Linked DNA regions of Homo sapiens: regions 1 and 2 are each linked to region 3. Evidence: chromatin loops called from intact Hi-C (ENCODE). Cell type or tissue: endothelial cell of umbilical vein. All regions are shown on one strand. Each heading gives the region's core, and the rest is flanking DNA. Links, peaks and the distances in the headings are about the cores only. Region 1 overlaps UACA (uveal autoantigen with coiled-coil domains and ankyrin repeats). Region 2 holds the start of LOC107984791 (a long non-coding RNA gene). Region 3 overlaps LINC02204 (long intergenic non-protein coding RNA 2204).

The links. Peaks named below come from ENCODE experiments on the same cell type or tissue, not always from the same donor. Only the 100,000 strongest peaks of a DNase experiment are listed, where the experiment ranks them.
Region 1: it touches region 3 in a loop (2.8-fold over the local background); 9 of 110 quality-filtered maps call a loop at or near these places.
Region 2: it touches region 3 in a loop (3-fold over the local background); 3 of 110 quality-filtered maps call a loop at or near these places.

Annotation. Positions count from the first base shown.
Region 1 is chr15:70,717,176-70,727,884 of GRCh38, forward strand. All of the region lies in intron 1 of UACA (uveal autoantigen with coiled-coil domains and ankyrin repeats), which reads right to left. Among named protein-coding and RNA genes, the nearest start is that of UACA, 41 kb to the right of the region's middle. RefSeq lists an enhancer at 1,469-1,970. In endothelial cell of umbilical vein, for the core only: a CTCF peak has its summit at 5,634 (motif pointing left); a DNase peak (open chromatin) is centred at 5,616; H3K27ac peaks cover 347 bases.
Region 2 is chr15:70,645,021-70,655,729 of GRCh38, forward strand. LOC107984791 (a long non-coding RNA gene) reads right to left here and starts at 7,955. Exons shown (of 3, transcript XR_001751595.2): 1 at 5,513-7,955; 2 at 476-552. UACA (uveal autoantigen with coiled-coil domains and ankyrin repeats) reads right to left here. Exons shown (of 19, transcript NM_018003.4): 19 at 9,534-10,709. In endothelial cell of umbilical vein, for the core only: no CTCF peak of the experiment used is centred there; DNase peaks (open chromatin) are centred at 2,591 and 5,751; H3K27ac peaks cover 733 bases.
Region 3 is chr15:70,563,877-70,574,585 of GRCh38, forward strand. It overlaps LINC02204 (long intergenic non-protein coding RNA 2204), which reads right to left. Exons shown (of 2, transcript NR_135691.1): 2 at 7,082-9,555. Among named protein-coding and RNA genes, the nearest start is that of LINC02204, 17 kb to the right of the region's middle. In endothelial cell of umbilical vein, for the core only: a CTCF peak has its summit at 5,457 (motif pointing right); DNase peaks (open chromatin) are centred at 2,365 and 5,465.

The DNA.
Region 1 (10,709 bases), core at 1,589-9,588, 150 kb after region 3:
ACACTATTGCACTCCAACCTGAGCAACAAGAGCAAAACTCTGTCTAAAAAACAAACAAACAATGAAACACTGCTACTACTGTAATGTCTAATCAGTATACATTCACACTTGAATGGAAACACTAAACTAGGCATGGACCATAACAGAGCAAGAACCATAAGAGCCTTCTCTATGTGTAACCTTTAGAGTTTGGCAAACTTTTTCAGTAAAAGATTACATAGTAAGTATTTTAGACTTTGCAGGCCATGTGGTTTCTGTTTTAACTATTCAACTCTGCCACTGTAAACTAAAACAGCCATAGGCAATATGTAATGAATAAGCATGGCTGTTTTCCACTAAAGCTTTATTTATAAAAATGGGCAGTAGGCCACAGTTTGCCAACCCTTGTTTCAGGTACTCACTGAACTTTGGCAAGAAGACACCTAGTTTATTGGCTCTGATCAAGCTAATCTGCATGCTGCCTTCTCATAAGACCTACCAGAAAGTACTCTCCATACTCATATTTTACTATCTGCAAAATTGCACAATGTATATGTGATGGTTAAATTTTGTGTCAGTTTGGTTCTGCTATGGTGCCCAGCTGTTTGGACAGATACAAGCACAGATGTAACTGTGAAGGTATTTTGTAGATGTGATTAACATCTATAATCAGTTGAGATTACCCTCTATAATGTAGATAGGCCTCAATCCCTTAAAGGGCTTAAGGGCAAAAACAGGATTCCCAGAGAAGAAGCAATTCTACCTCAAGACTGTAACATGAAAATCCTGCCTGACTTCCCTGCCTGCTCTACAAATTTCAGATTTGCCAGTACCATAATCACATCAGCCAATTCCTTAAAATAAATTTCTTTATACACACACACACACACACACACACACACACATATATATCCTATTAGTTTTATTTCTCTGGATAACCCTGATTTACATACTAGGTTAGTATATCCTTACATTTAAAAAGGGATATACTCTGATTTTTTGGTACATCAACAGAAAGTTATGATATATTGTATTACTATTTGAAATTATTTATTCTCCTGCTTCCTTACAAGGTGAGAGAGAGAGACAGAGGAACGGGGGGGAGGGAGGGGGAGGAGGGGGAGAGAGGGAGAGAGGAAGGGAGAGAGGGAGAGGGAGAGAGAGAGAGAATGTGTGTGTGTGTGTGTGTGTGTGTGTGTGTGTGTGTGTGTGTGTGTGTTAGGAGTTGACATCCCTAGGTTATTGCTTTGGGGATCAGCCATGTGATATGTTTGGCCAATAGAATGTGAATAGAAGTGAGGTACAATGCATGTTACCAAAAGCTTTAAGCAGCAATCTGAGTTACAGCCAGCCTTCTTGCTGTAGTACTTTGTGAAGAGACTGGCACATATCTTACGAGGCCTGTTCCTTCAGCCTTGGTTCCCAAATGAGAAAAAGTCTGGAGCAGAGCCACAGGTCAGGGCAGAACTGAAGTTGAATCACGGTCTATAATATAAAGTTAGTGGGAAATATAAGTTTGTTATCTTGAGAAGCCACTTAAATTTGGAGGTAATTACTATAACATGGCTGAACACTGCAAAATTTGGTACCAAAAGTGGGGTGCTACCTTAACAACAGCTACCACCAAAAATAATTTTAAAATATGTGATATAGGCTTTGAAACCAGGTGGCAGAAAGCAAGAAAACTGTTACTGGAGAATGGAAAAATAGCAACCCACATAAAGTGGTGGTAAATAAAACTGTCACATAAAAAATTGAATAACTTGGCAAAAAGATTATAAAAGCTGAACTTTAGTTGTCATTAAGTAGATTTAATAAAGTACCATTAGATTAGCTCATTAAAGGAAAAAGGAATCCCCCAGTCATAGGAAGGAGGAAGGAAGGGAGGAAGGAAGGGTAGAAAGAAGGGAGGAAGGAAAGAGGGAGGAAGGAAGAAAGAGAAAGAGAAGATGAAGAGAAGGAGAAGGAGAAGAGAAGAGAACAGAAGAGAAGAGAAGAGAAGAGGCTCAGAAAAGGGGCCTATGTGCAAGTAAGGATAAAAAAAGAGAGAACCTGAAATTCCTGGACTTGCAAGGTAGAAACTCCCAACTATTTCCCATTTCCAACAAGTAAAAAGGGTTTACAAAGGCCAATTATGACATAAACCCAGGGCAAAGACCAAATCATAAGTGTAGCCATCATAGTGTCTAAGACCTTTGAATTAATGCTGCCCCCAGTAAATCCACTCAGTGGAACAAAATGGCTTGGTGGGGGATTCCCCCGACAGGCAGACTAAGAATGTGGACCCACGGAAGCTCAATAAGCTCAAGATACCTGTACTGAAAACCAAAATAAAATGCACATCTCAACGAGTTGAGGATGTAGCTACTGGCACATGGCTCTGACTGAAATCAAATAGATAAAAAGAAAAAATACAACCACCAAAACATCATTCTGTTTGAATTAAGGAAACATTATTCTTCTAGATTACCTTTGGGCCCTCGATTTTCTATAGGCAAGAAGTGGGTTGAGAAAGGTGTTCAACCCTTATAACACTCCCTGACCAAGAAGAGCATATCCTCCAATACTCCATTCAAAAGTAGACAAGAATGATATATTAAAGGAAACACCTTACAGAGTACCCACCCAAGAATCATGGAAAACAACAAACTGGGTGAATAATCGAGGAAAATCCCCTAGGGCCAAGAAAAGTTACCCTTCCTACATTTATCCAGTAAGATTTTCATTGCTAAGGACCCACAATTGTTATGTGCTTCCTTTCTTCCCCCTTATTTATTTATAAATTGTTTGAGATACAGGGTGATATGGTTTGGATCAGCGTCCCCACCCAAATCTCATGTTGAATTGTAATCCCCAATGTTGGAGGTCAGCCTGGTGAGAGGTGACTGGATCATGGAGGCAGATTTCTCCCTTTGGTGCTGTTCTCATGAGATCTGGTTGTTTAAAGCATGCAGCACCTCCCCTCTTTCTCTTCCTCCTGCTCCAGCCATGTAAGATATGCCTGCTTCCCCTTCACCTTCTGCCCTGATTGTAGTTTACTGAGGCCTCTCCAGAAGCAAATGCCACTATGTTTCCTGTCCAGCCTGCAGAACAGTGAGCCAATTAAACCTCTTTTCTTTATAAATTACCCATTCTCTGGTATTTCTTTATAGCAATGTGTGAATGGACTAATACACAGTGTCTTGCTTTGTTGCCCAAGCTGGAGTGCAGTTGTATGATCATGACTAACTGCAGCCTCAAACTCCTGGGCTCAAGTGATCTTCCCACCTCAGCCTCCCAAAGTGCTACTACAGGCATGAGCCACCATGCCCCACCCATTCTTCCCCTTTCTTAACAGGAATGTTTATTGTGGATATCCTGTCTCTGTTCCACTACTGGGAGAGATGGATGGCAGAACTGGTATTTTAGTTCATTGATCTCTGGATCAAGAAAATCTACATAGATAAAAGACGTAGAAATCCTAAAGAGGTTTAGACTTCAAGACTAATGTTATTGAAGGAAATTCTTAGAGTATTTTCCTTGAGGAAGAGATAAATATATTTTGTATGCCGAAGCAAAGTAAGTCAATATTTGTGATCAAGAGGACAAACTGTGGTAGATTATATTACTGTTTGGTATTTACCAGCCCTGTCTTTGAAGAATATGCGCCCCTGCACCTCACTGACTCTGCACCTGACCATGTGACATGCTTTGGCAGTCATGAAGTACTCCACTCCTGAGCAGAAGATTTAACAGTATCACAAGTTACAGCCAGCCCTGAATTCTGCTCACTACCATGAAAATGGCAGGTAGAGACAGAGGATGCTCCATCATTCTGGATCTTAGGATGAAAATGTGGAGTGCAGCCACTTGCACAGTCAGCCCAAAGCCTACATGTGCCATAATGCTGACAAACCACCAAGATTTGGAGATTGTTTCTGCAGTGAAGTTGATTAATACAGAAATCAAATGAAACAAAAGGTTAAAGGGGGAGGAATGGCGTTACATACAAGTATAATTCTGGTAGTTGAATATAGTGTGAGATGCCTTAGGTGGCAAAATGAGTACAGTTAGTGAGGTAAAGAACACCCATTCCCATTCTGTTTCTAGAATGGCTATGGGTGTGGGTAAATATAGATTCTTTAAAGGATAAATCAGTTCAGTTTGGTTGTTGGATGTGATGGGTGGCAAAATATAAAACTACAGTTGCGGATGGGCGCGGTGGCTCACGCCTGTAATCCCAGCACTCTGGGAGGCCGAGGTGGGCGGATCACAAGGTCAGGAGATCGAGACCATCCTGGCTAACACGGTGAAACCCCGTCTCTACTGAAAAATACAAAAAAATTAGCCGGGTGTGGTGGCGGGAGCCTGTAGTTCCAGCTACTCGGGAGGCTGAGGCAGGAGAATGGCGTGAACCCAGGAGGCAGAGCTTGCAGTGAGCCGAGATCACGCCACTGCACTCCAGCCTGGGCAACAGAGCGAGACTCCATCTTAAAAAAAAAAAAAAAATTACAGTTGCAACCCTAATAAACTTTTATTAACCCAGCGCTTTGCACAGTCCTCAACTATAATCAACACAGGCTTTTATTACCATCTTCATAAAAAGAAAAGAAACTTAGAGTAAGTTCAGTCACCTGCCAACATTACACAGTTACCAAGGAATAGTTAAAACTCAAACCTGAGATTATCTAATTCTAAACTTTAAATTTTTTCTATACCATGCTGTCAAAAAACAAGGGTACAGATTATCTGGTAAACATTCAATTAAAGTGGTTACCTGATTTTATACCATTTGCCCATTAGATGCAAAAGAAAGGTGATTCCATGAACTCAGTTCTAAGTCTGAATCCTATTTAAAAACATTCTGTATCTCTATTCAGTAAGTTCTCTTAAATTTAGACTATACTAATTCAGAATTCTGAAAACTCAGATAAGGGATGGCCTTTTCGATATGAAAAATATTTCCCAGGCAAATTAATAATGCATTCAAATGATGGGTGATGCAGTTTGGGCATTTTAAACACTTTATAAACCCCTTAACGGCCTTCAAACTCCTTATATTTACTATAAATGTCATTTTTATTATACAATAACATATAGTAGAAAAATAATACTAATACAAACTCAAAAAAAGAGGAAAGGAAGGCAAGAGGGAAGAAAGAGGGAAAAGACAATCTAGCAAAATCACTTTTTTTTTTTTTTGAGACAGGATCTCACTGTGTTGCCCAGTCTGGAGTGCTATGGCACCACAGTAGCTCATCATGGCCTCGATCACCTAGGCTCAAATGAGCCTCTCACCTCAGCCTCCTGAGTAGCTGGGACTACAGACATGTGCCACCACACTGAGCTAATTTTTTTATTTTTAGTAAAGAAGAGGTCTTGCTATGTGGCCCAGACTGGTCCTGAACTACTGAGCTCAAGCAATCCTCCTGGCCTCCCAAAGTGCTGGGATCTGGCCTGCAAAACCACCATTAAAACAGTAACTTTATTTTTTGTTATACGTCTTTTCAAACTTCTTTTCAATATCTAGACATACATTAAACTTTTAAGTCAAAATGAGAACATACTATACACATATTCCACTTTAAGGAATATTCTTAATATGAGTTCACTGGAATTGCTTACTGATGAATATTCCTGACTGAGCATTTCAAAGCTCATTAAAATCTCAATCTTTCTGGCTCCCTCTGGTGGCAACTAAGAGAAGCTATTTTTTTCTTCAATTCAGTTTGAAAAAAATTAAGGTGGCACCACTCAGAAGCACTAACTTATCATTACTAAAAACATCTTTAAGAACCTATCTGAATATAGAATTTGTCCAGAAAGAAAAAAATGGACAATTTTTGAGTGAATTTCTATTAACCAACAGGGATTTGACATCAGAAAAACCTGGACAGAGTTCCTGACTTTACATTTGTTTGCTAGTTTACCTTGATCAAGTTACTTAGTCCCCCTGAGCGTCAGTTTCCTCATTTTAAAAATAATGCTAATAAAAACCACTTCATTTGTTATTAGAGTTAGGGTTAATATATGTGTACTCTGAAAATGCTCCACAGTACTGACACAGAAAAACAGTAAACAGCAGGTGCAGCGGCTCACGCCTGTAATCCTAAACTTTGGAAGGCCTAGAATGGAGGGTCGCTGGAGCTCAGGCATTTGAGACCAGCCTGGGCAACACAGTAGACTTTGTCTTCACAAAAAATTAGCCAGGCGTGGTGGTACACATCGGTAGTCCCAGCTACTCAGGGATACTCTTATAATAGACTTACTGTTCTTAAGACCAAAGTCCTTAATGACGTCTAAGATCCTCCATGGTCTCACCCCTCCTTACCTCTAAAGTATAATCTTGAAATGGGTACTCTCCCTCTAGCCTCCAATCTCTTTTCATAGCGAAGTTCTTCAAAATTACCAAGTTCCCTCACAGAGTACCAAGGTACAGTGCTACTCCCTTTGTGCTTCTTAATCCTAACTCATTTTTCAGATCTCATCTCAACTTTTTCCTTTTTTTTTTTTTTTTGAGACGGAGTCTCGCTCTGTCGCCCAGGCTGGAGTCCAGTGGCGTGATCTCGGCTCACTGCAAGTTCCGCCTCCCAGGTTCACGCCATTCTCCTGCCTCAGCCTCCCGGGTAGCTGGGACTACAGGTGCCTGCCACCACACCCGGCTAATTTTTTGTATTTTTAGTAGAGACGGGGTTTCATCATGTTGGCCAGGATGGTCTCGATCTCCTGACCTCATGATCCACCCGCCTCGGCCTCCCAAAGTGCTGGGATTACAGGCGTGAGCCACCACGCCTGGCCTTGAACTTTTTCAAAGAAACTTCCTCTGACTCCCCAGATTTTGTCAGGCCCTCCCTGTTATATATTCTGGTATATCTCTACTTCGTACACTTATTACATAGAGCTGTAGCTTTATATTTTAAGTGTGTTAGCTTTCTAATCCTGTCTCCCCCCACTTTTCTGTCTACAAATTTCTCAAGAGCAAGGAGTACATGTTCGAGCTTAGCACTCTATTTGTCTACATAGAGTAGGCACTTAAGTATCTGTTGAGCAACTGAATAAACTGAAATTAACAAATACTGCAATTAAAGAATTCTTTCTAAACCTACTTCACATAAAAGATGGTCATGGAAATGTAAAATAATATTCCAAATACTATGCTCCATATTTCTTCTCAGGCTATCTAGTGTTCATAAAGGCTGATAGAAAATAATACTCAGAAATATATTTAACCCATACTCACAGAAAAAGTTACACCCTTCAGAGAAGAAACTTTAAGAGCACAGAACCTAAATATATAATGATAGTCCTTTAAACATCTCAGTTTTAATTTTTTTTCAAATTTTAGTACATATGTGGTTTGCTTTCTGTAGCAAATATCTAACTGAAAATGTGTCTGAAAATGGAGTGTTTTTAACTGTACTACACAGTTTTACTTTTCAAGGAAAACTGGTGAATGAACTAGTACAGCTAACAATCACTCGCTAAAAGGTGTGCTTCATGGCTTCCTTGGAAGGTATGCACTGAACTATTTTAAACCAAGGCACACTTATAATTGCCTCAAAGAGTGTGACCTTTTTATAGATTAAACTCTTTCTCTATATAGTAGGCATCCCCAAGCACATAGTAAATTTTCATCCCAAATGGCTTTGTTCTCTATTCATCTGCACCAAGCCAGAAAAAAAAAGATATCTAGAAATCCCCAACCAAAGAAAGTTACAAAGTTTGCAATACTCTTGCCCAGAAGTTTGAGACCAGCCTCAGCAACATAGCAAGACTCTGTCTCTACAAAAAAAAAAAAAAAAATTTAACTAGCCAGGTATGGTGGCAAGCACCTTGTAGTCCTAGCTACACCAGAGGCTAAGTTGGGAGGATCACTTAAGCAAAGGAGGTTAAGGCTGCAGTGAGCCATCACCATGCTGCTGCACTCTAGCCTGGGCAACACAGCAAGATCTCAAAAAAAAAAAAATCTTCGTTTGATGGAATATTTGATAGATTTATCTGATAGATTTTTGGTAAATCCTATGACTCCAAAACAGCAATTATTTTTCCCCAAAAGCTGCATAATGATATAAAAAATCTAAAAATTAATTTCTTCCCCTGTTAGGTTAAAGGAAAATAGAGTTTAAAATATAGCTCATATTTATAATAGAATAAAATCCTTGAGGATCATCTTGTCCAGGAAAAGTAAATATTGGTACTATATGTGCCCTCCCTCCCATGGTGAATATGGATAAATCAAGCTTAGCACTCTTTCCTCTGACCAAGAATGTCCACAGACCTCCCAGGTTCCTTAGGATATGGCACTACTCAGTAATATAAGAAAAGCATAGTCATTTTAATTGTCAAAGGGAACATTTGCCATCAATGGTTGTGAAAGGAAGTAGCCAATACTTTAGGAAAACTTCCCTTCTCCCTGTCTGAAAAGAAAATCTTTCAACTTTCACAGTGTCCTTCTAACCTTAAGGAGGACCTCTCATGGTGGATCTCTTAATTCTCCAGTCTCTAGGAAGGCAGATAGAACTGTGATCTTATTAATAATATGTTTCCTATGTTATCATTGAACCAAAAAATAAAAACCAAGAGTGGGGATACAAATGTACCTGAGTGAAAGCAGAGGTATATTAAGAAGGAAGGTTTTCAAGAATTCTGGCACTGGCCATGCAGAAACAATCCAAGGAAGATGAAGGCGACACCAAGTCATCAAGATAACTTTGCTAGAAGAAAGAACCTGAAATGTACCCAACACATAGAAATGATAAACACTGAGGTGATGGATGCCCTAAATATCCTGACTTGATCATTACCCACTCCATGAATGTAGCAAAATTTCACAGGTACCCCATAAATATATACAAATATAATGTATCCAAATAAATAAATAAATAAAAATGGGATGACTTTAAACATCTGAATCTTATTCATTCCCACTGTTCTGCTTGCATCTTCTCTAAGCAAGCTTCCAACAAACTTGCTTTCCTACAGGAAGTGACTGGATGGAAGTATCCAGCCCCTAAACCAGCTATTTAGTTCTCATTATACATTAATAAAATGATTTAATACATCAGTGAACTTTCAGGGTAACTCAGCACCCCCAAATCCAATCAAGATTGAGTTTCTGCTTAAATAAGCATAAGGTAAATTTACCAAGATGACAAAAGGCCTTCACCTGGCAACAAAGGATTGGCTCTTCCCCAACAAAACTTCTCAAACTTTTACAAGATGTATATCTGAGCAGCATGGAGGAAATTGTTTAAAAAAAAATGTAAACAGCACTGATTTTCTCATTAGCTTAGAATTAGAAGCATATTCTTTGCTATTCGTGTATAAAACTAAATCTCTCTAAAATACAGATCTTAAAAATATGTATTCACGACTTTCTCCACTTATTTTCATTTCATTTGGCTTTACTTTTTCTTCTGAAATAGAAATAAGATCACAAAGCTCAGCATCCTGAAAAGGTTTTAAGATCACATGTTAAGAAATAAACACTCAGAATACTAATGAAAGGGAATAGCCGAAAAATTAACAGCTATGGGATGTGGTATTAGAGAAGACATTTTTTCTTTATATGTTCGGTACCTTCTAAATTTTCTACAATAAATATTGTTCTGTTCAGCCTCCTTTATTTGGAAGGAACAAGTACCTGTCCAATTTATTTGTGATTTATCACAAAGTTATACAAAGAATCACAAAGGAAATCTCACAGGAAATAATGGGAACCACAACTGAGCTGAGCCCTATAAAGTCAGGAGCTAGAGGGTGGCCTGGGAGTCAATTCTGTTCTGGGAATCTCAAGCAGAGGATGAGTGGTGATGTGGCCAGTGCTCAGCCATGCACGCTGCTCAGAGCTCTAATCCACATGCTCTTCCACTCTCACTATCAGCTGGAAACATTCTTTTTTGCCTTCATCTTAAACTCTAAATTCCTTTCATTTTAAGTATAAGGCTGTAGTATAAGAAGGTTAGAAAAATATGCAGCTTTTTCTTAAGGGTTAAATTTAATGCTTTTTAGATTATATAAGGAATACATAATCGCAGCTTTTAAAAAGATCCAACAGTATAAAGAAGGGTATATAAAAAGGAAAACCTCCTTCCGCCCATTCCTCTTCCCTGGCATATTTTGGGGAGAAGAGAAAGTAATCTATGACAGAAAAATTTATAATTAATGCATGTTTCCAAAAATCACAAAAATATTATTTAATAAACCACAATATCCTATAACTTTTTTCTCATTTTATTAAATTAAAAATTGCTGTATAACCAGAAAATAGATAATCAAAAAGCAAAAATAGTTCACTTTAAAATTACTTGATACTGCATACTGCATAAAAAATAAGAAGCACTTTAAAATTGATTGGTTCTATTTTAAATAGACATTTTTATTAACTTTACTGTCCATGGAGTAGATACGTTTACATTAACAACCTATTTATAAATTATATAAAATGCCTCATCATTGTAGAAATATTTCAATTCCTATTAAACTTTTTATTTGTCTCGTTCAGGTTTAATTGGTTAAAATTAAAATAATTGTGAAACTGTTCTCAAAAACTAAAAACACCAAATAAACATAAGGCAGTGATGTTTAATGTATTAATTACTAAATATCTTAAACTGTTCTAGAACTTCTACTTAATATAGCCAGTAATCAGTGGTTTTCAAACCTTTCTAATTTTAAAAATTTTCTTAAAAGCCTTGAAATGAAGAAAGAAAGAAGGGTGGCTCTGTTTGAAAGTAGGGCCTCTTCACTGC
Region 2 (10,709 bases), core at 982-8,981, 81 kb after region 3:
GCTTTATCTTAATCCTCAATTGCCTAACATAATTACTTTTGTCTTATACATATTTCTGTAAGTCATTGTTTATTTTTCTGAAGAACAAGGTAAATTACTTTCACCATTTTTTTTTTATTTTGAAATAGTCACCAAAAGTTTTCAAGATATTACAGAGAAGTTTAGTGTGCCCTTTACCCAGTTTCACTAAATGGTTACATTTTACATAAATAATCAAAATCAAGAAATTGACACTGGTGCAATATGTATATGTGTAGTTCTAGGTCATGTTCTCACATATGTAGATTCCTGTAACCCTGGAGGCACCCTGTAATCAAGATACACAACTATTCCATCCCCACAAAGATCTTTCCTGCTATCTCTTCATATCGTACCCACTCCCTTCACCCCCCGTGTATTAGTCCATTCTCAGACCACTATAAAGAAATACCCAGGACTGGGTAATTTTTAAAGGAAAGAGGGCTAATTGACTTACAGTTCTGCATGGCTGGGGAAGCCTCAGGAAACTTATAATCATGGCGGAAGGAAAAGCAGGCGTGTCTTACGTGGCAGCTGGTAAGAGAGAGAGTGTGTAAGAGCAAGGAAAACTGCTTTATAAAACCATCAGATCTCATGAGAACTCACTCACTATCATGAGAACAGCATGGAGAAACTGCCCCCATAATTCAATCACTTCCCTCCCTCCACACATGAGGATTACAATTCAAGATGAGATTTGGGTGGGGACACAGACCCAGACTACATCACCTGGCACCCACCAATCTGTTCTCCATTGCCATAATTTTGTCATTTTGAGAATGCATATAAATCAGTTCATGTAGTATGTGAAGGTAAATATATTTTTGAAGTACATTTATTTTTTCACTCATCTTTTTTTCTCTAGATCATTTTCATTTACCATTTTATTAACATATCCACTTATTCAAGCAGAAGACTTGGCTGGGAAAGCCACCACTGGAGAGATTCAAAATGTTCTAAGACCACTCTTACTTCACTGTAGCATATAATTTGGTTTAGTAACTTACACGTAAAAATTTTATAGATGATAGGACAGATAACTATATCTTTATTCTCTGTGGCAGATTCGATAATGGCTTCCCAAAGATGTTATCCATGCCTTAATCCCTAGAACTTGTGAATGTCACCCTGTATGGCAAAAAAGGACTTTGCAAGTGGGATTAAATTAAGAGTTTTGAGATGGAGTGATTATCCTGGATTATCCAAGTGGACCCTCCTAAATGCAAGCACGTATTCATATAAGAGGGAGACAGAGTGGAATGTGACTACAGACAAGAGAGGAGAAGGCAATGAGATAGTGTGACCATGGAGACAGAGGTTGGAGTGACACATGCACAAGCCAAGGAATGCCAGATGCTACCAGAAGCTGAGAGGCAAGGAATGGGTCTTCCCCAGAGCCTCTAGAGGAAGTGCAACCCTGCTGACACTTTGACCTAGTGAAACTGATTCCTGACTTTTGGCCTCCAGAAGTGTGAGATACTACATTTCTTTCATTTTAGGCCACTAAATTTATGGTAATTTGTTTAAAGTGCTCATAGGAAATGAATATACTCCCCAACAACTAAGATGGTGCCTTTCTGATATATTGCAAGTGCTCAAGAAATGTTTCATGAACTTCATTGAGTTCAGAATGAAAGAAAAAGGTTTGTAAAAGGGAATTTCTGAAAGGCTTAATGGAAGGAGGATTTGGGTTGTCCCTTGAAGAATTAGGTAAATTACAATAGGAAGAAATGGAGCAAGAGATTATTTCAAGTGGTGTGAATAAGATGGGCAAAGCAAGGAGGCAGGAGAGCCCAGTACTATGAGGGCAATGATGCTGGGATATTGTCCCAGCTTGGCTGGAATAAAAAAGGTCCTCGCTGGGAATCAGTGGGGGAAGCACCACAGTACAAATGGCTAGCTACTTCATTGATCAGTGCATGTATGGGTTTTCACTGGCTTTCCTCCAGTGCAAGTAATCCTGCCAATATGGGAGACTCTCAAATGATTCTTCTAAGACCCGAGCATAAGCAGCGGTGTTCTGTAGTGTGCTGTAGAAATCCCACTTCAGTGGGTCCACTTGGCTCCCCTGCCAGGAAGCCATTTGGAGCCCAGTAGGATAGAAAGAATGTGTTTGCTCCTCTGGGAGATGGCTCTGTCAATTACTGACCAACTGTTATCATTGTCTTAGTTACCATTCTGTAATAGTTCTAATGCACAAATTTCATTCATTAGCTTGGTGTGGATGTGGTAATCTATGTAGCAAATGGATGGGCTTGTCATCTGTCTCCAAAAACTCCAACACTCACTTCACTCCCAGCATCCAAGAAGAAAAACACGGTCAACTCTATTTAACCCAGTATCCTGTTTGGGCTCCGTTCATGAGCCCATCAGCACATCCATTGCATAATGATAATCAGTGTTGTGATGTTGTTGATGATCCTGAGATACTATAAGGTCTTGACAGTCCTTGTGAATTCTCAAAGTACATTTCTTCAACACAGTTTCTTATTTAACAGAATTCTGTGTTTTAACCAGAACATTTTATTCTCTGCCCACACGGCAATCTCCAACTGGCAGGCTTCCCAAATTCATGCCTATTTATCCAAGATTGCCTTTTGTTTTCTCAAGAGCAATTGCAGAAATATTTGGAACTTGTGAGAGTATGGATTTTGGAATAGAGGTAAAAGATAGGTAGACTAATGGAACAGAATGAAGAGTCAAAAAATAGCCCCAGATATATATAGGAATTTGATATGTGCTCCAGGTGGCATCACAAGTCAGTGGAGAAGACAGAGAGCACTGAATTAAAAAAAAAAAAAGATAACTGAATTCAACAAACTGTATAGCAATTTGGAGAATAATTAAACTGAATCTATCCCTCACACAATAGCATAAAACAAACTCCAAGTGGATTATGTGTTTAAATATAAACAATATCATACAAGCACTAGATAAAATATGTTGGGAAAGAATGTTTAAGGTGTAACACTAATGTCAGAAACCATAGACTGATAAATTTAACTGTATACAAATTTCAAATTTCTGAATGAGAGAAAAACAGTTAAATGACAAGTGAAAAAAATCAGGGGAAAAATTGCAGTCTATATGACAAAGAGTTAACATTGTTTTACAGGTAATTCTTAAATTAGCTACAAAGGTTAAAAGCCATCATTCTTCCTCTCTTGCCCACATAGTCCAATTCAATTAAGCACTCTTAAGCCCAGACTCTTAAAACAAGGATTGGAAGCCTATTTATTTGATGCCCTGGACAAAGATGGAAGTGGCCCCAAAATTCTGCTCCATTATTATTTTTTGAGACAGAGTCTCGCTCTGTCGCCCAGGCTGGAGTGCAGTGGCGCAACCTCAGCTCACTGCAACCTCCACTCCCAGGTTCAAGCGATTCTCCTGCCTCAGCCTCTCAAGTAGCTGGGATTACAGGTGTGTGCCACCATACTTGGCTAATTTTTGTATTTTTAGTACAGACAAGGTTTCACCATGTTGGCCAGGCTGGTCTCGAACTCCTGACCTCAGGTGATCCACCCACCTTGGCATCCCAAAGTGCTGGGATTACAGGCATGAGCCACCACGCCCAGCCAATGCCCCATTATTCTTCCTCAGAAAACTCTTCCTTGGAATAGATGCATCCAACATATTGGAAAAGATAACATCAAAGCACAAACAGTGATTATCTGTAGGCTTGGAGTGAATTATTTTTGCCTTTTTCCTATCTGTATTTTCTGAAATTTTCTAAATTGACTATGCTTTGGAAATTAGAAGGAAAATTTATCAGCCCAGGTTCTTAATTATAAGCAATAGAAATCAATCTGGCTGTTTTAAGCAGGCAGGGATTTATTTAAAATGTACTGGCTATCTATAGAGAAGGTAGAAAATCAGGCTTAGGCCTGAGCAGACAGAAACAAGTTTCCAAATTATACTCCAAAGCCTATCGGTGAGAAAACAGCTGTTCCACCAAGCATGAGATGTTCATCTTTTGACCACCTCCATCTCTGCACTAGGAACCTGATCGTGCAGTAACCCCAACTGTCGTTGCTGCCAGAAAGACGAATATCACCCTTGCCTCTTACCGTTGCTTAGTCCCCTAGTCAAAGTTGAGGGCACATTTGGCAGAAAGTGCTGGCCTGGGTCATGTGCCTGCACCCCAATACCACCTCTGTCAGGGAAAAGCAATCGTTTGGCATTTTCAGCCTCTATAGTGAGCAGATGTCTCCACATCTTATCAAGACTCATAAGGCAGAGAATTCCCAAGAGGTAGAAAGGTGGTTCGTATGCTGCGTGGTCAAGAGAACAGTAAACGTCCACTACACACTACACTTTTAGAAAAAGATGTTTATAAAAATACAGAGAAATGGAGCACTCTAAGGAAAGCAGTAACAGTTCAGGGAGAACTGTGAAGGGGTTGAGCATAATTCAGGTAGAGATGATGCCTCTACTTGTTGAAAATCATCTTCCTCTCCCCCTAAAATATGAATCATTTCCCTTCATTTTATTGTTTTTCCTAAGATTATCTGCCAATTAATACATTATTGGGGGTTAAACATGCTTTTCAAAAATAGTGTACAGTGGGTTATCAATAACTTACAGCCAGTGTGAATTAATTTAGTCACACTGATTTTTAATTCCTGCCTCAAAGCTATACCAATTCCTATCTTTGAAGGAAGTGAGCGAGAGGAAAGAAAACAAGAGCACATGCACTTAGGGCCTAGGTAAGAGGGTACAAAAATGGGGGACTTACGGTATGGTGAGCATGTTAATGAAAAAATTATTCAGTGACATTTGTGAAAGCACATTAAGAAGGTTTTATTCAGGACCATCGTGTTAGGATAGGGACCACTGCAACAGAGTTTGCAAAAGTGGAGAGAGACTGGGATTGACTCTGAATATAGCATGGGCAAGTGGACATTTATAGCCAAGGAGCATGGTTGGAGGGGTGGTCACTGGATGGGAAATTTCTACAAGACAACATCAGGAGTAAGGCTAAACTAACCCACAGGATTCTTACTGAAGACAGATGGGGTGATCAGACATCACCTGTGGAAGGTGGAGTATGAGGAATCGGATCAGATGTCAAGAGTGATCAGCTATCAAGGGTGAGGGCTCTTGCTAAACTGACTTGGTAGGGTTCTTTGCTAAAACTGGGTTGTACAAGGAAGTGCACAGATGGGCCTAGGAGAAGGTTGAATAGCTTGACTAAAGTTTGGCCAGGCAAAGAATTTTTGTCATGTGCATAGAAGGCCAGAAGGGAGTGACACAGAAAATGAAAAATAAATAAAAGGCAGGCAAAAAACCAACCAACCAACCAAAAACAACAGATACAGATATCTACTTAAGAAATTTGTTTGAAACATCTGTGACCCAAGAATAAGGCAAGAAAAAAAAAAAAACACGGATTTTTCCTTATGGACTCAAAATGTGGACTATTACCCTGGGTCAGTCATCTCATGGACTACAAATTATTCCAAAATAAAAATGTTACTAAAAATAGCTTTCTTACCATTAAGTCCGATGGAAGCACTTTAGGAAATGTGCCATTTTTATCCCACGGCATGTGCCCTGAGGCACTGCGTACTCCAGCTTGAGATGTATACCAATTGATGTGCTGGCCCCATGGAGAACACCACGCCAATTTCAGAACCAGGAATAACTGTGTTCTGCCTGACACCGTGCCTCACATATGTGATGTTTTCATCATTACATTGGCCACTAGGAAGTTGAGAGTCAAACTGAGGTCAGCCCCAGAAAAGCAGGATATTACAATGTTAAATGGCATATTTCCTGCATAACAAGCTGCTGCTTGTTTTTCCTATCCTTTTAGTATTTATCATCCCCATTCTCCTCTCCCATATTAAGAAAAAAAAAGTCAGCCATCTTAAAATCCTTTTTATAATGAGGAAGGGCAAAAATAATAAATATGCATATTGACATTTGCTTGGAAACCTAGAATATAAATTCAAGGCACTAGCTCCTTATTCTGGTTAGACATCAAATCACAATTAAATCTTCCTCAAATTCTCTGTTGTCCTGGTAACTGCTCTCTACTTAGAGAACATGGAGGGCGAGATTGCCCAAAAGGGTCTGGAAGGAGAGCAAGAGCTTATTAAGGAATTCTTTCTGATGTTCATAACCACACAACAAGCTGTGCCAGAACGACAGCGCGGAGCTGGAGAAAAGCCCTCCTTCAGGTTATCCCAATTGCTGTGATATATTTTAGGCTCTGCCGCCGTTAAATGCTATGGACATTATAATAATAAGATTGGCCATGGCACACCAAAAACATTGACAATAAATAGTATTTTGGATAATCAGATTGAAAATCCTCTTAAGACACATTTGACTCTAACAGCTATATTTAGACTTAGATGAACAGTGGCTGGGGGATTTTAAGTGTCAATTGGTGTGAATGAATAAAGATGGTTTTAAAGGAGCTATATTGCTTAGGGATTAAGGCCAACTGGAACAATTCACTTAAAAAAAAAGCCTCCACACTCAGTAGTGCAGCTCACATTTATCTGATTGAGGCAGATACACTTTAATCCTTAGGACTTGTATTGGTAGTCCTGGGATGGTTCGTCTCTCCATTTGTACAAAGCATAAATGAGATCTTGCAACTCCTGTAACTGAGACAATGTTTGCAGCAACAACAAAGAGGAAAAAAAATTTAAGTAGCAGTCATTTTTATTTTGGCTTAACAGATTTTCAGCAGGAAGACTCTGAATATGAATCGGCTTCATTTTTAAATCCTGAAGAAAATTTCTGAAGCAGCCCATAAGGTGCCACTTTAGTCAGAGGCAATTTAAAAAAGCCTAGAATAGCAAGAAAGAAAATCACCAAATTTGTTTGGACATTGTAGGGGGAAAAAGTTACAAATTATATTAACTCCATTCTCACATCCTCCCTGAGTCTATTTGCTTTTATACTCCTAGAACTCTTCCCCTTTTTGGAGGTAGGAATGGGGCAGGAGGCATGGTGTAAATAGTAAGAAAAACTTACATTAAGATATTGGTTACTTCCAACAATGGCATTGTGATAAGCACTTAATAAAGAGAATGGTGCAGACTTTCTTCCAATAGGCAAGTGATTCTTCTCAAGGGTCAAATTCCACTCTCTCATTGATAATTTGAGCATTGCTAGAAAAAGTAAACACTAGAATTCCTCTCTGGGTCTTTGTTTTCATGGTCCTTAAGGACCACTGAAGAAGGCATTTCCAAACTTAAATTCCTAACAATATATAGCAACCTTAAGAATCCTGGAAACTACTAGAAACACAGTTTCTCTAAGTGAAATATCAACAAAGGACATGTACCTACTTGGATTTCCTGCAGGTACCACTTTTAAAGTGGGATTCACCATATTCTTCTAGCCAGTAAGCAAGCTACTTAATGATGCATAAAACTAATTATTGTAAGACTGAATCTGTTTGGTAGCTGTTCACAATGTGGAAAATCACACTTTTTCATGGCCTATTTTCTTTTAAAATGTGTGCCCCTTTCCCATCCTTAATGGGTTCTGTATATGTAAAATAAATACTCTTCGCAGCAGGACCCTGGCTTCGAGGCCTTAAAACCCAATAGAGTCCTGTAGTTTAATGGTCCTTAAATGCTCAACATCTTTTTCACTTAATGCAAAATCCATCTGATCTAATAGCTGTGACTGAATTATAGATATATAATTTTTTTCTATTAAATGTTAATCTTCTGACTTGGCAGAGCAATAGACGCTCTAAATTATTAAGAAGGCAATAACCTCTCTAAACTCTTTCCAGAATTCAGAATATTCCCAGGACTGCTATCTCGAAAAAAACTGCGAACTTGCTTAAAATATAAGTCAGGCCGGGCGTGGTGACTGATGCCTGTAATCTCAGCACTCTGGGAGGCTGAGGTGGGTGGATCACCTGAGGTCAGGAGTACAAAACCAGCCTGACCAAGATAGTGAAACCCCCATCTCTACTAAAAATACAAAATTAGCCAGGCATGGTGGTGCATGCCTGTAATCCCAGCTACTCGGGAGGCTGAGGCAGGAGAATCACTTGAACCCCGGAGGCGGAGGTTGCGGTGAGACGAGTCCGAACTGCGCCAGCCTACGCAACAAGAGTGAAACTCCTCAAAAAAAAAAAAAAAAAAAAAAAAAAAAAAAAAAAGGCCTATTAAGTACAATTTGATGCCAAATATCAATTATAAGGGGCATTGTTTTTATTGATGTCTCTTCCATTATTTTACTGAATGGAATATATATACATATAAATTAGACTGAAATATATATATATATATGAACTGGAGAAGCAACCCTCACCAGTCTTGCTCTTTTTCATTTACATATGACATTTTTGTAACCTTCTCTTTTTGGTTGAATTAATTCATCATCAATGTTTGTTCATGCAGGCATAAATAATGAAAATGCCTCTAATATATAAGTGATGTCACATGCCCAATTACACTGAACACAAGCACCCTCACTGCCCAGGGAGTCTTGTTGGAATGCCATCGCTGATACAGCTTGATCTTTAAAAAAAAAAAAAAAAAAAAAAAAATCTGTACATTCATTACTCACTTGAGCCCAAAGGTCAATATATTCAGTAATAATCAGAAACCATGCTAAGAAGCAGGTTAATATTTACCTGGAGAGGCTGGTCTAAAGAGTCCTGTTTCAAATAGCTAAGATCAAAACACGGGAAAGAACTGAATTTCCAGCAACAGTCTCAGGTTCAGTTTCCAGTTTAGCGGGGAACAACACTGAATGAAATGACAGTTGAAATGTCTATACTAATTTTCATTTCGTATTTTGTGCACAATCTATTTTATGGTGCAAATTCTGCCTTTACTTCTCCAGTGCTTTTTATCCTCCCTCTGAACTTATTCATAAAACTTAGGGGCCAAGGGTAAGATCTAGGTCAGCCACATCTTTCATGTTCATCACAGGCATTCTCTTTCAACCCGTATTTTGGTGCCAGAGGAGCTACCATTACTTTGGTGCACAGAACCAACAAGAAAAAAGATCGCAAGGTTGCAGAATCCAGTGATGAAAACAGAGGCAATAAGAAGTAACTGTCTTCTACCATGGTGAAGCAGATGTCAAAAGAAGCTTGTAACCACTGCTAGGGTCTGGCACTCCTGCAAGCAGGCACTGATGTATCTAGTCACCATGAACACCAAAAATTAACTAGAAACTCTTCCCTTTTTTACTTTGAAACGAGTCGGTCAAAGACATGAACATTCAGGTAGGGTAACAAGCACATGTGTGAGAATAGTTTTTAGGTCCTTCCTTGTCAGAGGAAAGCTGATAACACTGGAGAAAAAAAATGCTCATGTTCTAAAGCTACAAGATTTTTAAAGCAGCAATGAGCCAATGCATTTATAAGAAGAGTAGAAAATTGTAAACTATAAAATTTGGTTAGGGTCAAGAGAAAAGGTTCAACTAAAAAGCCATAAAAAAGACAAAGCTAAATTCATCTGGAATTCTAGAACAATGCTGATACAGTTAAGTGATTATAGTCACCATAATATTAAAGATTTAAGATGTTCAATGCATGAATATTTGATTTTATTTCAAAAGACAATTATTTATAACACTGACCCTCTATCAAAAAGAATATGCTTTTCTGATGGGGAAGTGACAAAAAAAAAAAACTACACAGAACAAGAGTAATAAAGTTCTCAAGTAAGGATTGCACTCCAATAGGAATTGAGTGATTCTCTCAGAGAGCACTCATTACATCTTAGACAACGTCACTCTTCTTTCCTCTTGGCCATATGTTCAGGTCTCATAGTCTTTCTGAACACAGAATGGCAGTGGCCAGCATTGTCCATTATCTATGTTCCGCTTGTTTACTAATTAAAAAGCTTTGGTCTTCAGTGTTGTAAACGCAATTTCTGCCTTCGATATCAAAAGGTGAGTGAATGAGACAAGATTAGTTGAAGGAAGTACTTGATATTTTACTCCAGATAGCTGAATGAAAATGGGTATTCTCCCTTGTACTTTGGAGTCCATCGTTTCCTACTCCCAATGCTCTCACAGACAGTAAATAAAATAGTTTAACTCGCAAATCTTTTACAAGGATGTTCAAAACAATATTCTAGAGAAAACTTTATTGATGGTTGAAAACAAAATAAAATACACATAAGGTTCCCTTCCCATCTCTAATATGGAAAATAAAACACTTAATATGAATACTCAGTTTTAAACTTTGCTCTAAGTTTTATTTTATTTTATTTTGAGATGGAGTCTTGCTATTGCCCAAGCTGGAGTGCAGTGGCGAGATCTTGGCTCACTGCAACCTCCGCCTCCCAGGTTCAAGCGATTCTCCTGTCTCAGCCTCCCGAGTACCTGGGACTACAGGCACCTGCCACCATGCAGGGCTAATTTTTGTATTTTTAGTAGAGATGGGGCTTCACCATATTGGTAAGGCTGGTCTCGAACTTCTGACCTCAGGTGATCTACCTCCCTCAGCCTCCCAAAGTGCTGGGATTACAGGCATGAGCCACCACCCCCGGCAACTTTTTTAATTTATATTTTATTTTTTATTGAAATAGGTGGCCCAAAACTTGTGAAACAGAACTCATGCTGAAGGACGACATTAATCATAATAATTAAAGAGACAGATATTGCTTATGTAAACCGTATAAAGAATTAAAAACAAATCCAATTCTGACTTTCAATGTTGTTTCAACACCGAAAAAATATGATGGCTTATTCTT
Region 3 (10,709 bases), core at 988-8,987:
GGACTTGCCTCCTATGTCATCCCCTAATCAAGTCAGGGCACTTCAATTGTATGGTGACTCCCCATCCCTGACCAGGGTTGCTCTCTGGGTTTGGAGGATTGGAGCAGGATGTCATGGAAACAGGATACTGGGAAGAAAACCAGGAGAGAAGCAAATGCAGCATGGATGGCATGGGAGGCAGAAGCTTCCTAGAATCGACAAGATGGCCAGTCCACCCCATCAGCCCCTTCCACATTGTCTACAGAGGCAATAGGCCACTTTTTCAATCACGCATTTTGTTGTTGTTCTTGTTGTTTGAGTCAGGGTCTCACTCTGTTGACCAGGCTAGGGTACAGTGGCATGATCATAGCTCACTGCAGCCTTGGTGATTTATCTACCACTATATAGTAACTCAGCTCTGCTTCCAAACTGAGATTTTTGTTTCTGGCATAAACTGGGTGTTATTTTTCAAGGATGTATTCTTATCACCAGATGGGGTCATTTTCTATTTTATTCAAGTCAATCGATAATGAAAAATAAATAAAAACAAAGGACTGAGAAGGCCGTTTTCTTTTTTAAATCTCACTACTTTTTTGGAAGAAACTAATCTATTCCCACTTCCCCTCCAGTCATCACCACCAAATTAATCTTTTTATTTTTTTGATAATGTAGACATATATATAAATAATATAGGTTATATACATTCACATATATTTTAACCAAAATGCAGTTATGCTACATCTTGCTGCAATTTGCTGTTTTATCACTTAACATTTAAACTTTATCTGTGACCCTTTCCAAGTGGGTGCCTCAGGAAACCCACTGCCTCATTCTAATGCCAGCTCTGACTTCTCACAGCTGTGTGACCTCGTGCAGGCTAATAACCTTTCTGGGCCTCTTGTGCATCATGTGGATGACAACATTGCCTACTTCATAAAGTTGTTGAGAGGGTTAAATGAGGTGACATATATAAAACACTCACATCAGTGCCCAGCACAAGACAAATGCTCGGAAAACAGCTCTTACTACACAAGTCTACCTCATTTCTTTCAGAGACTAGAATTTCATTGCCTAGATATTCCTTAATTTATCTGACCCATGTTCTTTGATGGAAATTTAAACTTTTAGAAACTTGGCTCTTAAAATAAGCAGTAATACAGTGAATATCCTTGGACATATATCTTTATACATTTATGCTACAATTTTTGGAGGGTAAATTTCTGGAGGAGAGACCGCCAGATTATTCAGTAAGCACATTTTAGGTTGATACGTCTTTTACTAAATTTCCCTTCGAAGGTGTGTGGCACTTTACCAGCAGTGTGTGTGTGTTGTGTTCATTTCTTCATTCTCACCAGTTCTTTTTAACTGGACAAGCAAAAACTAATGCTGCATTGCTGTTTTCATTTACATTTCTTTAGGCATTAGTGAGGCTATCTTGTAATTGTTTCCTCTTTAATGAAGTGGTTGTATATAACGTGTGTGTGTGTGTGTGTATGTGTGTGTGTTGCCCACTTGTCCATTTTTGCTGTTTCTGATCAATTTGAAGGAATACATTCTATAGTGTGGACATTCACAGTTTTCCTGCTAGAATATGTAGCAAATACTTTCTCCCAGACTGTAATTTATGTTTTGATTTATTTAAGGTACCTTTGACAATACAGTTTGGGTTTTTTTCTTTTTAGGTGGTCCAATCTGCCAAACTTTTCTATTGTGGTTTCTGGGTTTGGTGTTAGATTAAGAAAGGCCTGGTCGGGCGCAGTGGCTCACACCTGTAATCCCAGCACTTCGGGAGGCCGAGGCGGGTGGATCACCTGAGGTCAGGAGTTCGAGACCAGCCTGGCCAACATGGTGAAACTCCGTCTCTACTATAAATACCAAAAATTAGCAGGGCGTGGTGGCAGGCGCCTGTAATCCCAGCTACTCAGGAGGCTGAGCAGGAGAATTGCTTGAACCTGAGAAGCAGAGGTTGCAGTGAGCTGAGATCACACCATTGCACTCCAGCCTGGGCAACAAGAGCAAAACTCCGTCTCAAAAAAAAAAAAAAGAAAGTCCTTTTCCCCACCACTACCCTCCCAAAACACACACACACACACACACACATATACAGTTTGTTAATAATTTTAATGTGCAGTTCTTTAATTTATCTGGGACTTCCTATTGTGCACATTACAAGGTAGATGCCCGATTTTATCCTTTTGCATGTAGATAGTGATTTCTGCCATAGCTCAAAGTGTCTCTAGACTCCAAGTGGCTCCCCTATAGGACTAAGGCTCTCTGAACTTGAGTCGGTCTAGCCTGGGCAGGAAGGTGGGCTGCCGAGGAAGCAGTTCCCTCCCCCGTCCTTCCTCCCTTTCCATTTATTGTATCCAGCGACAGCCAGTGTTGGAGGCTCCTCCACTCAGACAGCAGGGGAGCAAGAGGGCTGCCGAGAGAGCTGTGAACACTACATCACTTGAACACAGCATTACGGGAATGGTCAGAGCCTGAGCTACAGTTGTCCTGGGAACGCAGTAACTTATGTGCCCAGAGAAATCATTTTCCTGGAAGATGCATTTTAGGCAGCACGGAGGCTCAGGTGACCCTTATATCATCTGGTCACAGGTTTCTGTGGATTTACACATGCTGGCTTCCCACAACAGAAAGAAATCTAATTACCGGTGGAATAACTTACAGGTAAGGGGACCTCCAGTGGGCGCCCAGCCTGGCTGTAAATCCTCAGAGCTAGATCCTGAGGAAAGTGAGCTGGTGCTCGGACCTGGACACCTCGCAGCTCAGAGGACAGCCACCACCTCGAACCCGGGGCTGGGTGGGAGAGCAAATGGGTGGCAGAGCACATGTGGGTTTCCAGGGCTTGGAAAGGTAAAGAACATCAGACTGGGCCTCCAAATGCCTGGGCTCTTTCTGCTACTAACTGCCAGGATGACCATAGCTTCTCATTTAACATATTTTCTCAGTTTCCCTGTGCTAGATTATTGGTTAGCAGGTATTAAGCCACATCCCAGGGGCCATGTGATATACTTTAAATACATATCCCCAGTTTGCACAACAGCCCTGGAAAATGAGAATTAGGATTCCCATTTGACATATGTAGAAACAAGATCCGAGAGGTCAAGTGGATTCGTTCAGAGTGACTTTGGAAGAAAGTGGCAGAGCTAAAATTGCAATCCTCTCACCCAAGCCTCACACTGCAGCGTGTTCCACAGGATCCATGTTTGTGAGTGTGGTGGGCAGGGCCCTGTGCTGCTGGGGGACCTTAGAATGTGCATGAGGAAGCTTCCCTGGGCCTCTCACAAAGACCTTGGGGTGACTCCCAGGACTTCTCCCTTCCTTGGCCTCGGCGTGGCCTTCGCTCCAGTGACACGTATACAAGGCAGCCGTGGCCTGGTCTGCACAGTTGCCCGGCATCCTGCTCCAAGGCCTTCTGCCATGCCAAGAACCACATCCTTCTCTGGCTATGCGTAAAGATGAGAGGGCCGGGCACGGTGGCTCATGCCTATAATCCCAACGCTTTGGGAGGCCAAGGTGGGCAGATCATGAGGTCAGGAGTTCGAGACCAGCCTGGCCAACAAAGTGAAACCCTGTCTCTACTAAAGATACAAAAAATTAGCCGGACATGGGGTCATACGCCTGTAATCCCAGCTACCTGGGAGGCTGAGGCAGGAGAATCGCTTGAACCCTGGAGGTGGAGGTTGCAGTGAGCCGAGATCGCGCCATTGCACTCTAGCCTGGGCTATAGAGAAGAGACTCCATCTAAAAAAAAAAAAAAAAATGAAGAGAGTACGCAGGCCTGCCCAAACAGCCCAAACATTGGCAGGGGCCAGGGAAATTGACAAATGGGGACCACATACCATGTGTCTACATGTGTGAGTTACCACTCAGGCTGCCATCTCATAACACATGATGTTCTGCTGCTACCTTGACCCACAAATACCTTCATAACAATTTTAAAGGATGAATAAAGTTGTGGTTTTTAGATACGACTGAAAGTCTTAGCAATATCAAAGATGGATTCAATTATTGTACATGTCTGTGCAGCCCATTGATGGATGGGCTGTTGATATTTGGATGAGTAATAAAATAGAGACATAATCCATATATTATTTCATATTAATATACACTTTTTGCCTTCATTTTAGCAAAGTCTTCAAGTACATTAATCCTTACAAAACTTTGTTCCATTGATAATAATTGTCAAAGATTTAAAAATAAAGTATAACTGTATTCAAAGAGAATAAACTGTGATTATACTTTTATTTTTTAAATATCTTAAAGTTATGTACAAATTGAATATTTTTCAAATATGATTTCAGCAAGTTATTTTTCTTCTAAAATATTCTAAATTGCTATAAAAAGCAAAATATAAATCATAATTAATGGATATGAATATTTTTAACCAAAGGTACTTAAAGCTGAAACAAACATTTAAAATTAGATATTAAATATTTTTATACAAATAAAAATTTACAATTCTAGTATTCAATATATGTTTGCCAATGTTACACTTTACACGTCACGTCTTGAGCTGCATACATAGTAATTTAAGAGTAATACGAATCATTGATTATTGCAAAATATGCCTCAGCATCCATATGCAAGTGTTGTGAATTCTGTGTTCATTCTTATCTCCAGAACCAGGAATTAGAACATGCAGAGAAGCAAGAAAATGAATGTTTGGCACTACTGGGAAACAATAATTTGTTATACAAGAATCTATTGCATTCAAGCTGAGAGGAAGGATTTGACAAACTCATTAATTTGCCTTTTCTCTTACCCAAGCACTTCTGCTCAAATTCTCCCTGTTCTCCGAAGCAGTGTCTCTGAGGCTGTTGGAGTGAACAACACACAGCCTTCATGGTGTTTGATGCAGTTTTCCAGGACCCAAGGCAAGAAATGTGCGGAAGGGTTTCCCTGGGGTCTGAATGGTCATAGTCATGAGAGCTGGTCCTTAGAGTTGCAGGTTGTGCTGGGCTAGCATTGAGCTTCAGATTCTAAGTGTCGAGGCAGCCATGCGTTCTTTAGTGTGTGTGTGTGTGTGTGTGTGTGTGTGTGTGTGTGTGTGTGTGTGTGTGTGTGTGTGATATGCAGGGGCCTCTAAAGTATAAAGTGCAAAGCACAAGCTCCTCTATTCAGTGGCTCCCAGTGGTGTGGAAAAACAGAGGGTTCAGAGGAGGGTTGGGGTCCCCAAGACCACACCTAGGTTTGACATTTCTTTGGAGGACTCAGGAGACTCAGCAAAGAGTCACACTCATGGCTATGATTTATTATACCAAAAAGATACAGCGCCAAATCCCCAAAGAGAAAGGCCCTTGGGGCAAAGTCTAGAGGAAACCAGGAATAAGTTTCCAAGAATCCTCTCCCAGGGAGTTGCACAAGACAAGCTTAATTCTTCTAGCAAGGAGTAGTGAGAACACATGTCAAATGTCTACCAAGGAAGCTCATTAAAGACTCTGTGCCCAGGGTTTCTGTTGCCACTAGAGGGGGAGCTGGTTACATAGGCACCCCTATGTCCAGCACATACCGCAATTCCAGACTCTCAGAAGGACAGCGCTGTTCCACATAAAGCATATTGTTGGGACAGCTTAGGCACAGTGAGCCATTCTTATTAGGGAATGGTGGAAACCCTCCTGAAATCCAAGTTCCCAGATGCCAGCCAAGGGCCAACCTTTCAAAGCAGGCCTTTCCAAGGAGATCAGTCTCAGGCAGCTATGGTGACTCTCTGAACAAGAAGTAACTGGGGTTAAAGGTGGAGGAAGGAGAGCCCTTTTAATTTCATCCACCTTTTAAATTCCATTTCCTGAGGCAGAGGTGAAAGCCGTTGGCCTGAGCAGAATGAGCATTGGAGACCAGCTTCTGGCCTCACACAGATCCATCCAAGCTGTCACGTGCAGTCTGATGTGTTCATTTTCACCTGGAATAACATCTGCTGTGTACAACGTAGACCGTAATTTATTTATCTAGTCTCCTAGAGGATACTAACAGTATGACAGCATTTTTATTAAGCAAACCTAAACAATATGCTGTTTAAGAACGTCATAGGTGGTTATTTTTAAATGCAAGGGAATTCAGAGTAACTCTTATCTGAGGAAGGGAGGGAGCCATGGGCTGAGATCAGAGAGGAGCACACAGTTATTAGTAATGTTCTTAAGGTGGGCAGTGAGTTCACAAGTTGACTTTATAATTATAGTTCAGGCCGGGCATGGTGACTCACACCTATAATCCCAGCACTTTGGGAGGCCAAGGTAGGTGGATCACCTGAGGTCAGGAGTTCAAGATGAGCCTGAGCAACATGGTGAAACCCCATCTCCACTAAAAGTACAAAAATTAGTCAGACATGGTGGGACGTGCCTGTAGTCCCAGCTACTCTGGAAGCTGAGGAAAGAGAATCTTTGAACCCAGGAGGTGGAGGCTGCAGTGAGCCAAGTTCGCACCATCGCACTACAGCCTGAGCAATAGAGGGAGACTCCACCTCAAAAAACATAAAATAAAATAATTATAGTTCATAATTTTACATAAGTGATGAATACATATGTTCTTTCAAATGTACCAAAAATATGCACTAAAGCATTTTAACTTTTTTTTTTTTTTTTTGAGACAGAGTTTTGCTCTGTGGCCAGGCTGGAGTTCAGTGGCACAATCTTGGCTCACTGCAACCTCCACCTCCCAGGTTCAAGTGATTCTCCTGCCTCAGCCTCCCGAGTAGCTGGGACTACAAGTGTGTGCCACCATGCCCAGCTAATTTTTGTATTTTTAGTAGAGACAGTGTTTCACCATGTTGGCCAGGATGGTCTCAATCTCTTGACCTTGTGATCTGCCCACCTTGGCCTCCCAAAGTACTGGGATTACAGGTGTGAGCCACCGCACCCGGCCGGCATTTTAACTTTTTAAAATTTACCATCTGGGTAATGGTGAGGTGCCCTTCCTAACTATGGAATTCTCAGGGCTGGCTACCATCAAAACTAACAAACATTATAATTTAATTGACATAGAAACCCATTATCATCTCCAATCAAGTGACATCAAGCTTAATATTTTTTATTACTGGCTGCTCATTTTTCTCACTGAGGATCTCATTTTGTGAATGAATTCAATTTTGTGAATCAACTCAATTTTATTACTCAATATTTTATTGTTTAATTCTTAGGGGAATAACATTATTTCATTTTCAGTATCTTTATTTTTACAGTTATGCTTTATTTATGATAAATGACTCTGGTCTTCTATTTATGGTAGAGATGCAAATGCTTCCTTTTAAAATAAGTTTACACAAGCTAAAAGTTGAGACAAATTAAATACAAACATTAATCAAATGATAGCACAAGCAGTATAGGAATGTGACGATAGTTGTCAAAGAGTTGAACGAAAGTGCTGGACAACACTGGCTGGTATGCAAATATCTAGCATCCAAGTTATCTTTGCTAGATCCAATGGGGGGCCAGAGAGTTACAAAGATGTGTATGTGTGTGCTTGTGTGCGTGTAACGTGATCTTTTTCCTCAGAGAGTTTCCACCTAGGAAAGCAACACACTTACCAATAAGGAAACAGTCACCGGTAAGGCCTCAGTGTCAGTGCCTGCAGGAGGCACATGTCAACCTGAAATCGGGAAAGGGCCAGGCTTTTAAGAAGACAGGTGTGAAGCTACAAGTCACAGTGCCTTTCAAAACTCTTCCTAAATATTAGGCTGCAACCAACCCTAGCACTTCCAAGAGTACAAACTTATGGAGTATAAACCAGTTGGCATCACTGGTTTATGGTACTGTATAGGCGTTTCTAATTTTAAAATAAGCCAGCAACATCTGGCAGGATGTAGTAGGGGGCTGTCCCATCTCTGTGCTGTGTATGTCAGGGCTTGCGGAGAAAGGCCCTACGAAGCACGTCCATCCTACCTGCCTATAGAAACGAAGAGCACCGTTCACCAGCTATGAACCACATGTCAAACACACAGACATACATAGTATGTGATGATCATGCTATGTAATGATACCAAGCTCTAAGAGGTAAAGAGCTCAGGAAAGGGATAGTTCACCCTGCAGGAGACTGAATCCGAAAAGGCTCATTAGTCATTATGATTCCTATTGCCTAAAACAGTGCCTAGCACATAGTAGATACTCAACTGATACTTGTTGTAGTAGCGAGTAGGGAAGTGGAAGGATTAAGCTGGCCATGATGAGAGGCTGAATAACGGTCCCCCCAAAGATCCATGTCCCCATCCCTTTCATGGAGCCTATAACTACTACTTTACATGGGAAAAGGGATTTTTCAGATGTGATTAAGTTAAGGCTTCTGAGATGGGGAGATTACCCTGGATTATCCAGATGGGCTCCTAATGTAATTATAAGTATCTTATAAGAGGGAAGCAGGGGAAGATTTCACTACAGGGAGAAGAAAAGGCAATATGACCACTGAGGCAGAGACTGGAGTGATGTGGCCACAAGCCAAGAAATGCCTGCAGCCCTGAGAAGCTGGAAGAGGCCAGGAAAGAGAATTCTCCCTGGGAGCCTCCCAAGGAATCACAGCCCTGCTGCCACCTTGATCTAGGCCTATAAGACTCAGTGTGGATTTTTGGCCACAGAACTGTAAGAGAATAAGTTTCCGTTGTTTTAAGCCACCAAGTTCGTGGTGATTTGTTACAACAGTACAGGAGGCAAAAGCAGCCACGATCTGGGAAGAAGGTAGAGTGAGAGGGAGCTGTGAAAGCTGTCTGGGCAATGCCAAGGACATTAGAGAGCCTAGGGGTTTTGAGCTGAGGCCTCCTAAGATGCAAACAGAGCTTGAGAAAAATGAATCTGTCTTGGCTGTGCAGAATGGATCAAAGGTGGAGAAGCCAGAGGCAGGGAGCTCTGTCAGGAGGTTCTTAAACAGTTCAGAATCACAGGGCTAGAGACAGGCCCCGGGATTAGCGGTGGAAAGGAGAGAAGGAGACCAGTACAAAAGAAATTTCAAAGGCAAAATTGATGGCGCTTAGTGAAAGGCTGAATATAGCAGATGAAGGAGAAATTTCTTCCAGCTGTTAGAGCAGACACCGGCAGAGAGAGGGAAATTGCGGCAAAGGGGGAGACATTTCTAAATGTTTCTAACAATGTTGAGCGGGTTAGTCTAAACTATAGCAGTGCCATGAACTGAGCTGCTCGAAGAGTTGGAGAAACAACTCATGGATCAACCCTTTTTATGGCTGGCCGCCGATGGCAAGAGGAAAATACTAGTGCCTGGGCTCCTTGTTATAAAGTGTGGAAGAATTCTTTCCAGAATTCTTTCCTCCCTTGACCTCTCCTCCCAAGGCCTCGATTTTCAGTGTGGAGGTGGGCAGGGGAATGGAGTGGAAGAGAAGGAGAGGAGTACAGATAGAAAGTAAAAAGGGAGGAAAAAACAATAGCATGGGTCAAACATGGCATAGACATATCCCAGCTGCCCTCTTGCCCAGGCGCTGACCAGTCTCAACAAGCCCGTCAGAATGAGGTCGACGCCTTCACAGCTCCATCGGCAGAGCCCTCTCACTGGGTGCCACTTCCATCCCTGTAGACCTTGAGCGTAAACAACCTTCTTGCCAGAAATGCAAGTGGATTCCGGCATGGTGGAGGACTGCAGAGCAAGGAGAAGTCAGTGGATTGAGCAGGAATTGAACTTGAAACATCTAATTTAGGGTGTATCCTAAAACCAAGCACTACCCACAGCAGGGAGCACTGCCCCAGAATAGTAATCCGTCAACCCTAGAAGCCATCTCCAGAGATCTGGGCTACAGATTGGGAGAATGTGAATCACAACAGTGCCCTGCCCCATGCACTCTGTGATCACCGGCCCCCAATGGGGAATTCTGCCACAATGCCTCCACCAACTATATCGAGAAATTTTCTAAGAAGGCCACAGCTCTGAAGCCTGCCTTTGTGCAGGAGCTGTCGAGTCTCATGGTTCAGCTTGGCTTGGTAAGGGGGAGAGAAAAGGGAAAGAGTTCCCTGCATTTACCACTAGTTATTTACTGTGCATCTCCTGTGTGTCAGGCACCTGCTAGATGCTTAGAATACTCAGTAAATAAGACAAGCCCAGCCCCTGTCCCCATGATGCTGATAAATATTATCAAAAGCAGCCTTTGAAAAAAGCCTGAGTGGAAGCTTGAATCAGAACCAAATCTCTATTTTCCAAAATGATTGAACTGGCAAACGTGCAAATGTTCTCAGGACCAAAACAGGATTTTGTTCCATTTGAGTCTCTCCTCTCTCCAGGGCCTCAAACAACCTGCTGAACAACAGATACTCACATGGCCTGATCTTCTGACAAAGTCCCCTGAGGAATTGCTGAGATTACTGAGAAATCAATTTGATCACACCATTTTCCAGCAATATTACCCTCTTCCTTTCCCAAGCCCCTTCACAGGTTCATCTGCTCATTTGACAATGACTTACTGAGTGCCCGGCCTGTGCCAGGTGTGGATAAAGGGTGCTGCGCTGCCCAGTAGGGCTGCCAGTCCACAGGTGCACACCATTTGTATTAGTCCATTTTCATGCTGCTGATAAAGACATACCCAAGACTGGGTAATTTATACAGGAAAAGGGGTTTAATGGACTTACAATTCCACATGGCTGGGGAGGCCTCACTATCATGGCAGAAGGCAAGGAGGAGCAAGTCATGTCTTACATGGATGGCAGCATGCAAAAAGAGAGCTTGTGCAGGGAAACTCCCGTTTTTAAAACCAGTAGATCTTGTGAGATTTATTCACTATCATGAGAGCAGCACGGGAA